2 separate regions of the Homo sapiens genome follow, and region 1 is linked to region 2. A link is a loop called in an ENCODE intact Hi-C map of the cell type or tissue named here. Cell type or tissue: dorsolateral prefrontal cortex. All regions are shown on one strand. Links, peaks and the distances in the headings refer to the core of each region. The heading gives the core; the rest is flanking DNA. Region 1 overlaps UBE2O (ubiquitin conjugating enzyme E2 O). Region 2 overlaps QRICH2 (glutamine rich 2).

The links. Hi-C counts contacts between places; a loop is a spot of excess contacts. Peaks named below come from ENCODE experiments on the same cell type or tissue, not always from the same donor. Only the 100,000 strongest peaks of a DNase experiment are listed, where the experiment ranks them.
Region 1: a loop joins it to region 2, with 8 times the contacts of the local background. A loop is called at or near these places in 107 of 110 quality-filtered maps.

Annotation. Positions count from the first base shown.
Region 1 is chr17:76,395,724-76,402,075 of GRCh38, reverse strand. UBE2O (ubiquitin conjugating enzyme E2 O) reads left to right here. Exons shown (of 18, transcript NM_022066.4): 5 at 1-12; 6 at 922-1,065; 7 at 1,526-1,635; 8 at 1,779-1,929; 9 at 2,155-2,627; 10 at 3,085-3,239; 11 at 3,492-3,604; 12 at 3,693-3,821; 13 at 4,188-4,277; 14 at 5,255-5,948; 15 at 6,215-6,351. Among named protein-coding and RNA genes, the nearest start is that of SPHK1, 14 kb to the right of the region's middle. RefSeq lists an enhancer at 2,674-3,174. In dorsolateral prefrontal cortex, for the core only: CTCF peaks have their summits at 3,689 and 3,895 (motif pointing right); a DNase peak (open chromatin) is centred at 3,915; H3K27ac peaks cover 523 bases.
Region 2 is chr17:76,300,661-76,307,012 of GRCh38, reverse strand. QRICH2 (glutamine rich 2) reads left to right here. Exons shown (of 19, transcript NM_001388453.1): 2 at 2,072-2,131; 3 at 2,488-2,598. Among named protein-coding and RNA genes, the nearest start is that of QRICH2, 4.4 kb to the left of the region's middle. In dorsolateral prefrontal cortex, for the core only: CTCF peaks have their summits at 3,506 and 3,724 (motif pointing left); no DNase peak of the experiment used is centred there.

The DNA of each region.
Region 1 (6,352 bases), core at 1,611-5,610, 95 kb before region 2:
GTCAGCGACTCGGTAGTGTGCTCCATCCAGGCCAGCACCCTTCTCTGATTGCTCAGTCCTCTGGAAGGAGGACTTCGTAGCAAAGACCTGGACCCAGCTAAACAGAGCGGTTTCCTAGAAAAGGGGCGGGTGCGCGCCAGAGGGTCTAAAAGTTTGGGTATAGGCAGAAAGTATTAGAACTTTTTTTTTTTTTTTTTTTTTTGAGACAGAGTCTCACTGTCGCCCAGGCTGGAGTGCAACGGTGCGATCTCGGCTCACTGCAACCTCCACCTCCCGGGTTCAAGTGATTCTTTGGCCTCAGCCTCCCGAGTAGCTGGGATTACAGGCGTGTGCCACCACACCCGTCTAATTTTTGTATTTTTAGTGGAGATGAGGTTTCACCATGTTGGCCAGGCTGGTCTCGAACTCTTGACCTCGGGTGATCTGCCCACAGCCTCCCAAAGTGCTGGGATTACAGGCGTGAGCCACCGCGCCCGGCAGTATTAGAACTTTTATTTGCATTTTTGGTAGCTTTTTTTTCTCATCCTTTAAGGTTCCACTTTGTCTCTCTCAGTACAGGATGATGTGTTAGTTACAATAGTACATGGACACACACAGCAAACAAGTAGATATACAGGGGGTGCGTGAGCAAACAGGTTTCAGGACCACTGCTCTCTGGAGTCTTATTCCTCAGAGTATGAGCCCTTGACCAAGGAGCATGGAATGCATCACCTATGTTTGAACAAGGGCGCCAGATGACCTCTGCGGACCCAGGGTTTGGGAAGTGCTGATGTGGAGCCACAGGACTTGTTTTAGGGCGTGTGGGGCGTGTGTGTGAGTGGGCTTCTGCAGGTGGGCAGCCAGCGGGCACAGGCGTGGAGAGCATGGTCACCCATGGAGACACCGCTCACGGGGACTTTCCTTTGGCCCCACATCCCGCAGGGTCTCTTCTTCGATGATTCCTATGGCTTCTACCCAGGCCAGGTGCTCATTGGCCCTGCCAAGATCTTCTCCAGCGTCCAGTGGCTGTCAGGTGTCAAGCCCGTGCTCAGCACCAAGAGCAAGTTCCGAGTGGTGGTGGAAGAGGTGGGTCCGGGCCCAAGGGTAGGAGATGGAGTCCTTGACCTCCACACCCTGGAGCTGAGCTGCTGCCCCTTTCCTTCCTGCTCTTGAGGGTTGAGCCCCGCTCCTCAGCATCTGGACCCTGTTGATCTCAAAGGGCTTTGGGGATAAAGGGAACCCAGGCTCTGGTCATAGTGACCAAAAGACAGATGTGCCCCAGCCCAGCCTGTACAGGCTGAGCAAGGTGGGAGGGTGGCAAGTGGCAGTTCCAGTGGCCCCTGGCTGGTATGAGCAGTGACACTGGTCCTGGGCATTGGGTGGGGGCCGTGGTTACAGTTGGGGCCTGCTCTGATGTGTCTGTACTTGGTGCTGCACTAGGAAGATCAGTTTCCTGCTCTGGAGGTCAAGTGGGCTTTGGGCAGCTGGCTAAAGAGAGTGCTGTCAGAGCCTGCCCTGACTGGCGTGTCCCACCTGCCATCCCCAGGTGCAGGTTGTAGAGTTGAAAGTTACATGGATTACCAAGAGTTTCTGTCCAGGGGGCACGGACAGCGTCAGCCCCCCACCCTCTGTCATCACCCAGGAAAACCTAGGCAGGTAAGCATGCCCTTACTGCCAGCAACCCAGGGGCACGCGTGGGACAGGGCTCTGGGCCCTGGTCACATGCCTGGGGAGGCTTAAGAACACTGCTGGCCTCCCAGGAGTCCAGCCCAGCTCACCCCCACTTCTTCCCCAACCAGGGTGAAGCGTCTCGGATGCTTTGACCATGCTCAGCGGCAGCTTGGGGAGCGCTGTCTGTATGTCTTCCCAGCCAAGGTAGAGCCAGCCAAGATTGCCTGGGAATGTCCAGAAAAAAACTGCGCCCAGGGGGAGGGCTCTATGGCCAAGAAGGTATGTCCTTGGGGTTGGGGATTGGTGGGCATTTGAGGAACTGGCCTTGAGCCATTTCCATGGCCAAGAAGGACAGTCTGTGCTTTAGGCCTTGGGGGGCAGCCCTGATGACCCTTGCCGGCTACTCAGGTGTATACAGCTGTCATCCCCCCAGCCTGAGATGCCTAGGGCCAGGCCTGCCCAGGTGCACCTCACAGCCCTGTCCTCTCTGCTCCGCCCTTGCAGGTGAAGCGCCTGTTGAAGAAGCAGGTTGTGCGGATCATGTCATGCTCCCCAGACACCCAGTGTTCCCGGGACCATTCCATGGAAGACCCAGACAAGAAGGGGGAATCCAAAACCAAGAGCGAAGCGGAGTCTGCCAGCCCTGAGGAGACGCCCGATGGCTCTGCCAGTCCAGTGGAGATGCAGGACGAGGGTGCAGAGGAGCCCCACGAGGCAGGAGAGCAGCTGCCCCCATTCCTGCTAAAAGAAGGCAGAGATGACAGGCTGCACTCGGCAGAGCAGGACGCAGATGATGAGGCTGCTGATGACACGGACGACACCAGTTCGGTGACCTCCTCTGCCAGCTCCACCACTTCCTCCCAGAGCGGCAGCGGCACGAGTCGCAAAAAGAGCATCCCCTTGTCCATCAAGAACTTAAAGCGCAAACACAAGAGGAAGAAGAATAAAATCACTCGAGACTTCAAGCCAGGGGACAGGTAAACTCAGAGTTGTGCCCCTCCCCAATGGCGTCAGCGTGAAGCCAGGCAGAGTGCGCGTCCCCTCGGTGTGCGTGCCTGCGCTCGCACACACACCTCTGCATGCCTTGTAGTGGCTCCGGGGCTCCCACCCGAGACAACGTAGGTGCCTGGGGTAGGCCCTGGTGGAAAGCAGAGACTGAGGAGTGGTGCAGAGGGTGGGATGGTGGTGGCCTTAAGCTTGGCCTTCTGGAACCACATTTGCCTGAGCTCTCCCAAGTGGATCCTGTTCTCAGAGAATGCGTGGCCTTGGAACCCTGGGTGAGCTTCCTGTGCACCAGAGACTCATCCTGCCAACCTGGGATTCAGAGTTTCAGGTTACCAAGCCCACAGGGACAGGAAGGGACAGAAAGACTCTCTGCCCTTTCCGCGGAGGGGGTGGGGTTTGCATGGCCTGCTGACTGGCCTGCACCCGCAGGGTGGCAGTGGAGGTGGTGACCACGATGACCTCAGCCGACGTGATGTGGCAGGATGGCTCCGTGGAATGCAACATCCGCTCCAACGACCTCTTCCCTGTGCACCACCTGGACAACAACGAGTTCTGCCCTGGAGACTTCGTGGTAGATAAGCGAGGTAGTGCCAGCTCTGGAAGGGCAGCCAGCAGGGTGGTCGCCAATGAGGGCCCGGGTTGGGGCTTGTGGAGAATGGGCAGTGGATCTGGGGTCAGAGCTAAAATGAGGTCCAGAAGGGGACTGCCCTCATGAAGGGGTCTCACCACTTCCAAGACGGGGGAAGGTCAGGGTTCTGCACTCTGCACTGGCTTGAGATGTGGGCTCCTTAGCCGGGATCCCTTAGCTAGTCACTTCCCTTTCTCTGGTTCCCTAGTCCAGAGCTGTCCAGACCCTGCTGTCTACGGTGTGGTACAGTCTGGGGACCACATCGGCCGTACCTGCATGGTGAAGTGGTTCAAGCTGAGGCCGAGTGGGGACGACGTGGAGGTGTGTGCAGCCCCTACTGCTTGCTTCAGGTGGGCTCTGGGGTTGGGTGTAGGACCCCTAGCTCATGACAACCTGTCCTGTGCCACAGCTGATTGGAGAAGAGGAAGATGTGAGTGTTTACGACATTGCTGACCACCCTGACTTTAGGTTCCGTACAACTGACATCGTCATCCGCATCGGCAATACTGAGGATGGGGCTCCTCACAAGGAGGATGAGGTACGCCTTCAAATTCAAGTTCTGGATGGCTGCTCACTGCCCTGTGCACCAGCTGCAGTCCCTGATGCTGCCACCAGGTGGCTCTAGGAGACAAGACCTGAAAGTCCTCTGGGCTCAGTGTCCTCAGAAGGGCAGCTGCCCCAGAGTCAAGCTGCCGCTCAGCACTAGCAGCTGCAGAAGGACTTGTTTCCCTGCCTCCCTTCTGGGGTCAGGCTTCTTGAGCTGCCGCTGGTTACATTTACCAGAGGAGCTAAGTTCCTTGTCACAAGCCAGGTGGGCATGATGTCAGTCACTGCAGAGCACAGGAGGGGCTGGGGAGCTGGAGCTTGAGCTGGGCCCCCTGACTTTGTCCCCTTTGCCCAGCAGCCATCGGTGGGCCAGGTGGCCCGTGTGGACGTCAGCAGCAAGGTGGAGGTGGTGTGGGCTGACAACTCAAAGACCATCATCCTGCCCCAGGTGAGGCTCTGGCAAGACCCCCCTGCTGAGCTTGTGACTATGGCAACTTGGGCCGGGGGCCACAGGCGTGTAGCCAGAAGATGGGCTCTCAGGTCTTCCTGGTGAGATCTCAGCGAAAGCGTGAGGGGAAAGGCAGGCATTCCACACAGCCCTTGGTGCAGGCCTGCAGTTGGCCCACCAGCCTCGCTTCTCCCAGCAATCTCTTCACGTCCATCTCTGGGTGCATGTAGACTTTCACAAACCTCCAGGATTTTCCTGGATTGTCAGCTCACTATGCTACGAAGAATGCAAGTTCCCTCCTAAAAGGAGATGGAGACTTTCCTACCACCCTTTTTAGAAAGCTCTAACAGAGAAGGAGAGAAAGGAGAGAGCCGACCCAGTTCTAGCCCCACCTGCTGGGTCCTGAGCAGAAGGGCTACACGGGCTCTCCTTCCCTCGCCTCCTGGTTGGAGCCACACAGCCCAGCTCTCCTCTCCTGGTCCACACAGGGGGCAGGAGTGGGGGCGGGAATGGCTTGCCCCATCACCTTAACGGCCATTCCAGGGAACGCAGCAGGATATGTCGGCCCTTCTACATGTCCCCTCTTGTCATATGTTCCCAGCTCCCCACACAGGCCTCCTTGGCTGCATCATTAGCTGACCCTGCGCTTTTCAGGTGTGGGACTGGGCCTGCCAAGGTCCCCTAACGCCTTGGACAGATGCTGACGAAGTGCACAGAGCAGGAGGAGAGGCTGGAACAGACCACTGGCTGGGGCTTTGGGTCCAGCTGGAGGGTGGGACAGGTGAAGGGCCTCTCCCAGAGACCTAGGGACTGCAAAAGCCAGAGCAGAGGTCAGGGAAAGGGTGGAATGAGGTTGCCAAGGCCTCATGAGCCCAGTCGCCATCAGCTGTGCGGATCAGGGATCCCCAGAGCTCCTCCTTAGTGGTGGGGAGGTGACTTCCTGTCTGCTTACCCTGGCACTTCCCTTCTGCCCCCAGCACTTGTACAACATAGAGTCTGAGATTGAGGAGTCAGACTACGATTCGGTAGAAGGCAGCACCAGCGGGGCATCCTCGGATGAATGGGAAGATGATAGTGACAGCTGGGAGACGGACAATGGGCTGGTGGAGGACGAGCACCCCAAGATAGAGGAGCCCCCCATCCCACCCCTGGAGCAGCCGGTGGCCCCTGAGGACAAGGGAGTGGTGATCAGTGAAGAGGCAGCCACAGCTGCCGTCCAGGGGGCTGTGGCCATGGCTGCCCCCATGGCCGGGCTGATGGAGAAGGCTGGCAAGGACGGGCCACCCAAGAGCTTCCGGGAGTTGAAAGAGGCCATCAAGATCCTGGAGAGCCTCAAGAACATGACTGTGGAGCAGCTGCTGACGGGCTCGCCCACCTCTCCGACTGTGGAGCCTGAGAAGCCAACTCGGGAGAAGAAGTTTCTGGATGACATCAAGAAGCTACAGGAAAACCTCAAGAAGACCCTGGACAATGTGGCCATTGTAGAGGAGGAGAAGATGGAAGCAGTGCCCGACGTAGAGCGCAAGGAGGACAAGCCCGAGGGGCAGTCACCTGTGAAGGCTGAGTGGCCCAGCGAAACCCCGGTGCTGTGCCAGCAGTGTGGCGGCAAGCCTGGCGTCACCTTCACCAGCGCCAAGGGCGAGGTCTTCTCCGTACTGGAGTTTGCACCCTGTGAGTCAGCCCTTGCCTGGTCTTCGCCTTCCCCCGCCTTCTCGGGGCTCCTGTTTGTGTCACCAGATCTGGGTGCAGGGTGGTTAGTCCCCTCGCCAGACCCCAGCTACTGCCCCAGGGCAAACCATTTCCCTGTGTGGTCACAGTGCTGAGGCCAGCAGCGGCGAGTGGGAAGTCTGTGGGTGTGCTCACCTGTCCAGCCAGGTTGGCAGATGGAGCTCCAGGGCCTCTCCATGAGGGACTGACTATTCTCTTCCCCCCTCTAGCAAATCATTCTTTTAAGAAAATTGAGTTCCAGCCTCCAGAAGCCAAGAAGTTCTTCAGCACAGTGCGGAAGGAGATGGCGCTGCTGGCTACCTCACTGCCTGAGGGCATCATGGTCAAGACTTTTGAAGATAGAATGG
Region 2 (6,352 bases), core at 1,441-5,440:
ACGTGTTGAGGACAAAGGCTCCCAGAGAAGGGGAGTCAGGATGGAGAGTTGGACCTCAGCTTCCTATGGCCATGACACAAGCCACAGCAGGCAGGGGACCGTTTCACTTGGACTTTTTTTTTTTTTGAGAAGGAGTCTCACTCTATCACCCAGGCTGAAATGCAGTGGTGCAGTCTCGGCTCACTGCAACTTCCGCCTCCCAGACTCAAGCGATTCTCCTGCCTCAGCCTCCCGAGTAGCTGGGATTATAGGCGCGCGCCACCCCGCCTGGCTAATATTTGTGTTTTTAGTAGAGAAGGAGTTTCACCATGTTGGCGGGGCTGGTCTCAAACTCCTGACCTCAAGTGATCTGCCCGCCTCGGCCTCCCAAAGTGCTGGGCATTACAGGCGTGAGCCACTGAGCCCTGCCTTCAACTGGACTTTTGTTTTCTTGGAGGGACAAATGCATGTAATCATTGAGTATAAGTATTGTCCAGTGAACAGCAGGAAGCAACGCAGGTCAGCGCCAGGAGGTAATAGACACGTGCATGTCTCAGAGCCACCTTAGGTTGGTTCTGAAAGAAAAAGCAGAAGCAACTAGGAAGGCAGCTGGGTGGGGAGGCCAAGAGGAGAGACAGGAGGGGAAAAAGAGGCCGGGAAGAGGCAGGAAGAAGAGGCCAAGCCCCAGCAGGGGAGCCCTGGCCGCTCATGCCCTCCTGCCATATCACCCCAGGTCTCGAGACCGCAGCACCAACTCACTTTTGCTCTGGGAAGCATGTCTGCTTTCCTTTTCAAACTTTAAAGTGTGGTGGGGGTTTTTTTTGTTTTAATTTTTTTGGGTTTTTTTTTTTTTTTTTTTTTTTTTGAGACACATTCTCACTCTGTCACCCAGGCTGGAGTGCAGTGGTGCATTGTCGGCTCACTGCAACTCCATCTCCTGGGTTCAAGGAATTCTCCTGCCTCGGCTTCCCGAGTAGCTAGGATTATAGGTGCACACCACCATGCCCAGCTAACTTTTGTACTTTTAGTAGAGATGGGGTTTTGCCGTGTTGGCCAGGCTGGTCTCGAACTCCTGACCTAAAGTGATCCTCCTGCCTCGGCTTCCCAAAGTGTTGGGATTACAGGCAAGAGCCACTGCGCCTGGCCTTTTGTTTTAATTTTTACGTAATCTTAGATTCTAGAAGTTTGCAAAAGTTATAAAAAGTAACTTGTTTTATTTTTGTTTATTAATATATTTTTTCTTAATCCCAAATATGATAGCACCTTATGTTGTAGCGATTTGCTTTGGTTCTTTTGAGGTGCTTTTCTCTTTAGATAGCACAGATGTTCAGCTACTGTTGAGGTACCTGGCACCCTTCCTTCCTTGTAAGGCAAGGTGGGCCTCATCCTACAGGCTTTCACAAGTGGGTTGGAGCAAACTGAATCCCAGGACCAAAGGGTCCCATCCCTGCAGCAGCACTTACTCCTGCCATGCTACCAGCCAGGTCCCCCACTGCATCTCACTTCCCTTCCTGCACTTGGCTGGGAAAAGACCCAGGAGCCTGGGCTGACTGGCCAGGTAAAAACCAGGTAGAAAGCAGGGGCTCCTGCCTGTAATCTCAGCACTGTGGGAGGCCGAGGCTGGAGGATTGCTCGGACCCAGGAGTTCAAGACCAGCCTGGGCAACATTGCAAGATCTTATCTCTACAAAAAAATGTTTAAAATTAGCTGGATGTGGTGGTGCATGCCTGAAGTCCCAGCTACTCAGGAGGCTGAGGTGGGAGGATCGCTTGAGCCTGAGAGGTTGAGGCTGCAGTGAGCTGTGGTGGCATCACTGCACTGCAGCTTGGGTGACAGAGCAAGACCCTGTCTCAAAAAAAAAAAAAAAAGGAAACCAAAAAAACCCAAGTAGAAGAAGAAACCCTCCCTTTCCATAAGAGCCACACAAATTCCCCCTTTCCTCGTCTCCTGGCACTGAGTCAGTGTGTGAATGTGCGTGTATGCATGTGTGTGTCTGAGTGTGAGAGTGTGTGTGCGCATCTGTGTGTGTGTGCATGTGAGTGTGCGTGTGTAGGGGCCACTGTCATTCTCCTTTCCTGAACTCTTCTTCCAGGTACTTTTACAGCGGGTTGATGAACTAGAGAAGCTATTCAAAGATCGGGAGCAATTCCTGGTAATACCAGCCAGTTCCATGGGAAAGGGCTCTCCAGGGGGCTGGCCGTCTCTCAGTGTGGCCCTCTCTCCAGGGCTTGTCCATCCAGGGCAGGCAGTGTGTGCCCTCTGCCTCTCAAGTCTCTGCCCCAGGGTTGGAGGGAAATCTGCCCCAGCCCTGCCCAGCGCTCTGCTGGGTGCTCACATGGGACAGATAACTGGCTGCCCAACCTTCACTGGTCACTTGAAGGGTGATGAATTCTCCCTGGGGCTGGGGCTGTGAAGGACCCACCCAGATCCTGTTAGACCAAGTCTGTTCCTAAAGCTGCTTGGGATTAATCAAGGGGTGTATGTGTGTGTCTTTTCTGTCACTGTCAGGAACTAGTCAGCCGGAAGCTGAGTTTGGTTCCTGGTGCAGAAGAAGTCACCATGGTCACCTGGGAAGAGCTGGAGCAGGCGATTACGGACGGCTGGAGAGCCTCACAAGCGGTGAACCAGTGGGGGCCTGGGCCGTGGTCTTGGGTGGGGCTCCCCAGAACTTCTCGCTTTGTACAGCTGCACAGGATTCTGTTCTATGGATATTCATAGTTCGCAAGTTTCATTGATATGGGTGTTTTAAATGCTTTTTCCAATCTTAAGAACAAGGTGTCATTCACGTGTGAATAACATGCATCCCTAGAAAGGGATGTGTGTTAGTGATTTGGCTAGCCATTGATAAATTGCCTTCCATGGCTGCTGTTCCAGTGTAGACCCCCACCATCAATGGGAGAGAGAGCTTGTTCCCTGACATCCCCCCAGCGCTGTATGGTTGGTACCCAATTTTTTTAGCTTTGCCAACCCACTGGATCAATAGAAAAATCGTACCTGAGTGTAGTTTTTATTTGCTTTTATACCTTCTCAAACTTTCTTTACAGTCTGTCCTGAAATGCAGGGATCTTTCCTTATTAGTGGACCATGGTGACAGACCCTGGAAGTAAAACCTCTGTAGGGGGCCCTTTGCTGGTGGCGACTTTTTTTTTTTTTTTTTTTTTGAGACAGAGTTTTGCTCTATTACCCAGGCTGGAGTGCAGTGGCGCGATCTCGGCTCACTGCAAGCTCCGCCTCCCGGGTTCACGCCATTCTCCTGTCTCAGCCTCCAGAGTAGCTGGGACTACAGGCGCCCACCACCACGCCTGGCTAATTTCTTTTTGTATTTTTAGTAGAGACGGGGTTTCACGGTGTTGCCCAGGAAAGTCTCGATCTCCTCACCTCGTGATCCGCCCGCCTCGGCCTCCCAAAGTGCTGGGATTACAGGCGTGAGCCACCGCGCCCGGCCGCTGGTGGCGACTTTTGCACACAGGCATGCATCTGTCTGTCTTGAGACAGTGTACAGATGACCAAATTGTTTTCCGATCCCCGACCTACTTTCATCTGATTAAAATCAAGCTGGATATATTCAAATGGCCCTCAAAGATGAGGCTTAACTTCCCTTTTGGTCTTGACATCCCTCCCGCTGGCTTTGGGCTAGTGGGTTATCAAAACAAGCAAGCCAACTTTGAGGGCCATTTGAAAATGTAGACGGAAGCAGGGTGAAGAGTAAAGCTTTTGGCGCCACCAAGTGGCCATCTTGGGGAGCGCCAAATATCTGGGTACAAAAAACAACCTGGGATCTCCAGGACCATTTTCTGATTTCAGGGCTCATTCTCAGAGGAAAGCGGCATCAGAAAGATGTTGCAAGAGGGGCCGGGCGCGGTGGCTCCAGCCTGTAATCCCAGCACTTTGAGAAGTCGAGGGGGGCGGATCACTTGCGTTCAGGAGTTCGAGCCCAGCCTGGACAACATGATGAAACCCTGTCCCTACCAAAAATACAAAAATTAGGTGGGTGTGGTGGTGCACACCTGTAATCGCAGTTACTCAGGAGACTGAGGCAGAAGAATCGCTTGAACTCGGGAGGCGGAGGTTGCAGTGAGCTGAGATCTCACCACTGCACTCTAGCCTGGGCCACAAGAGCAAGAACTCCATCTCAAAAAAAAAAACAAAAGTAGGTAAACTGGAAAGACTAACCAGTCAGTCATGCAGTGCCTCGGGAGGAAAAAGGGGACAGTATGCGCTTCTTGTGGCTGTTCCAACAAATGACCAGAGACCGATCTGTGTGGCTTAAAACCACACAGATCTGTTATCTTACAGTTCGGGAGGACACAAGGCCAGTACCAGTTTCACTGGGCAGAAGTCAAGGTGTTGGCAGGGCTGGTTTCCTCTGGCAGCTCTGGGGGGAGAATCCATTTCCTGGTCATTTTCAGCCTCTAAGTGTGGCTGGCAGCCCCTGGTTCTGGCCATATCAGCTTCAGCCTCCTTCTTGTAAAGACCTTTGTGACTTCATCACTGCATCCACCCGGATAATCCGGGATACTCCCTCCGTCTCAAGATCCTTAATTGTACCTGCAAAGTCCCTTTTACCACGTAAGGTAATGCTCCCAGGTTCAGGGGATGGGGACATGGATATCTTTGGGAGTTTATATTCAGCACACCATAGTGACTAAAACCAAAATAATGGTTTTTCAGAACAAACACCTTGAAGTCCTAGACAAATGGACATGACAGCTACAGAGGTGGGGGTGGGGTGGGGGGGAAACGGGGTCCTAGAAAGGTCGGTACAGTTTTCATTAAGGGCATCAGATGAGACTCCTGTCATTTCTGAGGATGACAGGAATTATAAATAATGAGTGCCGGCCGGCGCGGTGGCTCACAGCTGGAATCCCAGCACTTTGGGAGGCTGAGGTGGGGGATCACCTGAGGTCAGGAGTTGGAGACCAGCCTGGCCAACATGGTGAAACGCCATCTCTACTAAAAATACAAAAATTAGCCGGGTGTGGTGGCACATGCCTGTAATCCCAAGCACTTGGGAGGCTGAGGCAGGAAAATCATTTGAACCCGGGAAACGAAGTTGCAGTGAGCTAAGATCGTGCCACTGCACTCCAGCCTAGCTGACAGAGTGAGACTCTGTCTCACACACACACACACACACACACACACACACACACACACACACACAAAATTAGCCAGGTGTGGTGGCAGGAGCCTGTAATCCCAGCTACTTGGGAGGCTGAAGCAGGAGAATCTATAGAACCTGGGAGGCAGAGGTTGCAGTGAGCCGAGATTGCACCACTGCAGTCCAACCTGGGTGACAGAGTGAGACCCTGTCTCAAAAAAAAAAAAAAAAATTATAAAACACCACCAACTCTAAGATACATCCTGATTTCAGAGATGTTAAAATGTATGTGTGGGTGTCGGGGCAGGATGTCCATCTTAGAATCAGTGAATGTATTTTGAGTCCCAAATGGACTTCTTCATTTTTTTTGAGACAGAGTCTCTGTCGTCACCCAGGCTGGAGTGCAGTGGTGTGATCTCGGCTCACTGCAACCTTCCCCTCTGGGGCTCAAGCAATCCTCCTGCCTCAGCCTCCCCGGTAGTTGGGACCACAGGTGCGTACCACCATACCTAGCTAATTTTTGTATTTTTAGTAGAGACAAGGTGTTGTCATGTTGCCCAGGCTGGTCTCAAACTCCAGAGCTCAAGTGATCCACCCGCCTCGGCCTCCCAAAGGGCTGGGATTACAGGCATGAGCTACCGCCCTGGCCTATCATATATTTTGTTCAAGATTTTGGCTCATTTGTTGTAATGTTAGGGCATGTTAAAGAAAAAATATTTTTGAGACAGTCTTGCTCTGCTGCCCAGGCTGGAGTGCAGTGGTACCATAAGGGCTTACTGCAACCTCGACCTCCTGGACTCAAGTGATCCTCTCACCTCAGCCTCCTGAGTACCTGGGACTACAGGTGCATGCCACCACACCTGACTAATATTTTGCATTTTTGAGACAGAGTCTTGCTCTGTTGCCCAGGCTGGAGTGCAGTGGCATGATCTTGGCTCACTGCAACCTCCACCTCCCGAGCTCAAGTGATTCTCCTGCCTCAGCCTCCCGAGTAGCTGGGATTACAGGTGCCCACCACCACGCCCGGCTAATTTTTTTGTATTTTTAGTAAAGATGGGGTTTCACCGTGTTGGCCAGGCTGGTCTTAAACTCCTGACCTCGGGTGATCTGCCTGCCTTGGCCTCCCAAAGTGCTGGGATTACAGGCGTGAGCCACCATGCCTGGTCATATTTTGTATTTTGTAGAAAGGTTTTTGCCATGTTGCCCAGGCTGGTCTCAAACTCCTGGCCTCGAGCAGTCTGCCAGCCTTGGCCTCCCATAGTGCTGGGATTGAGC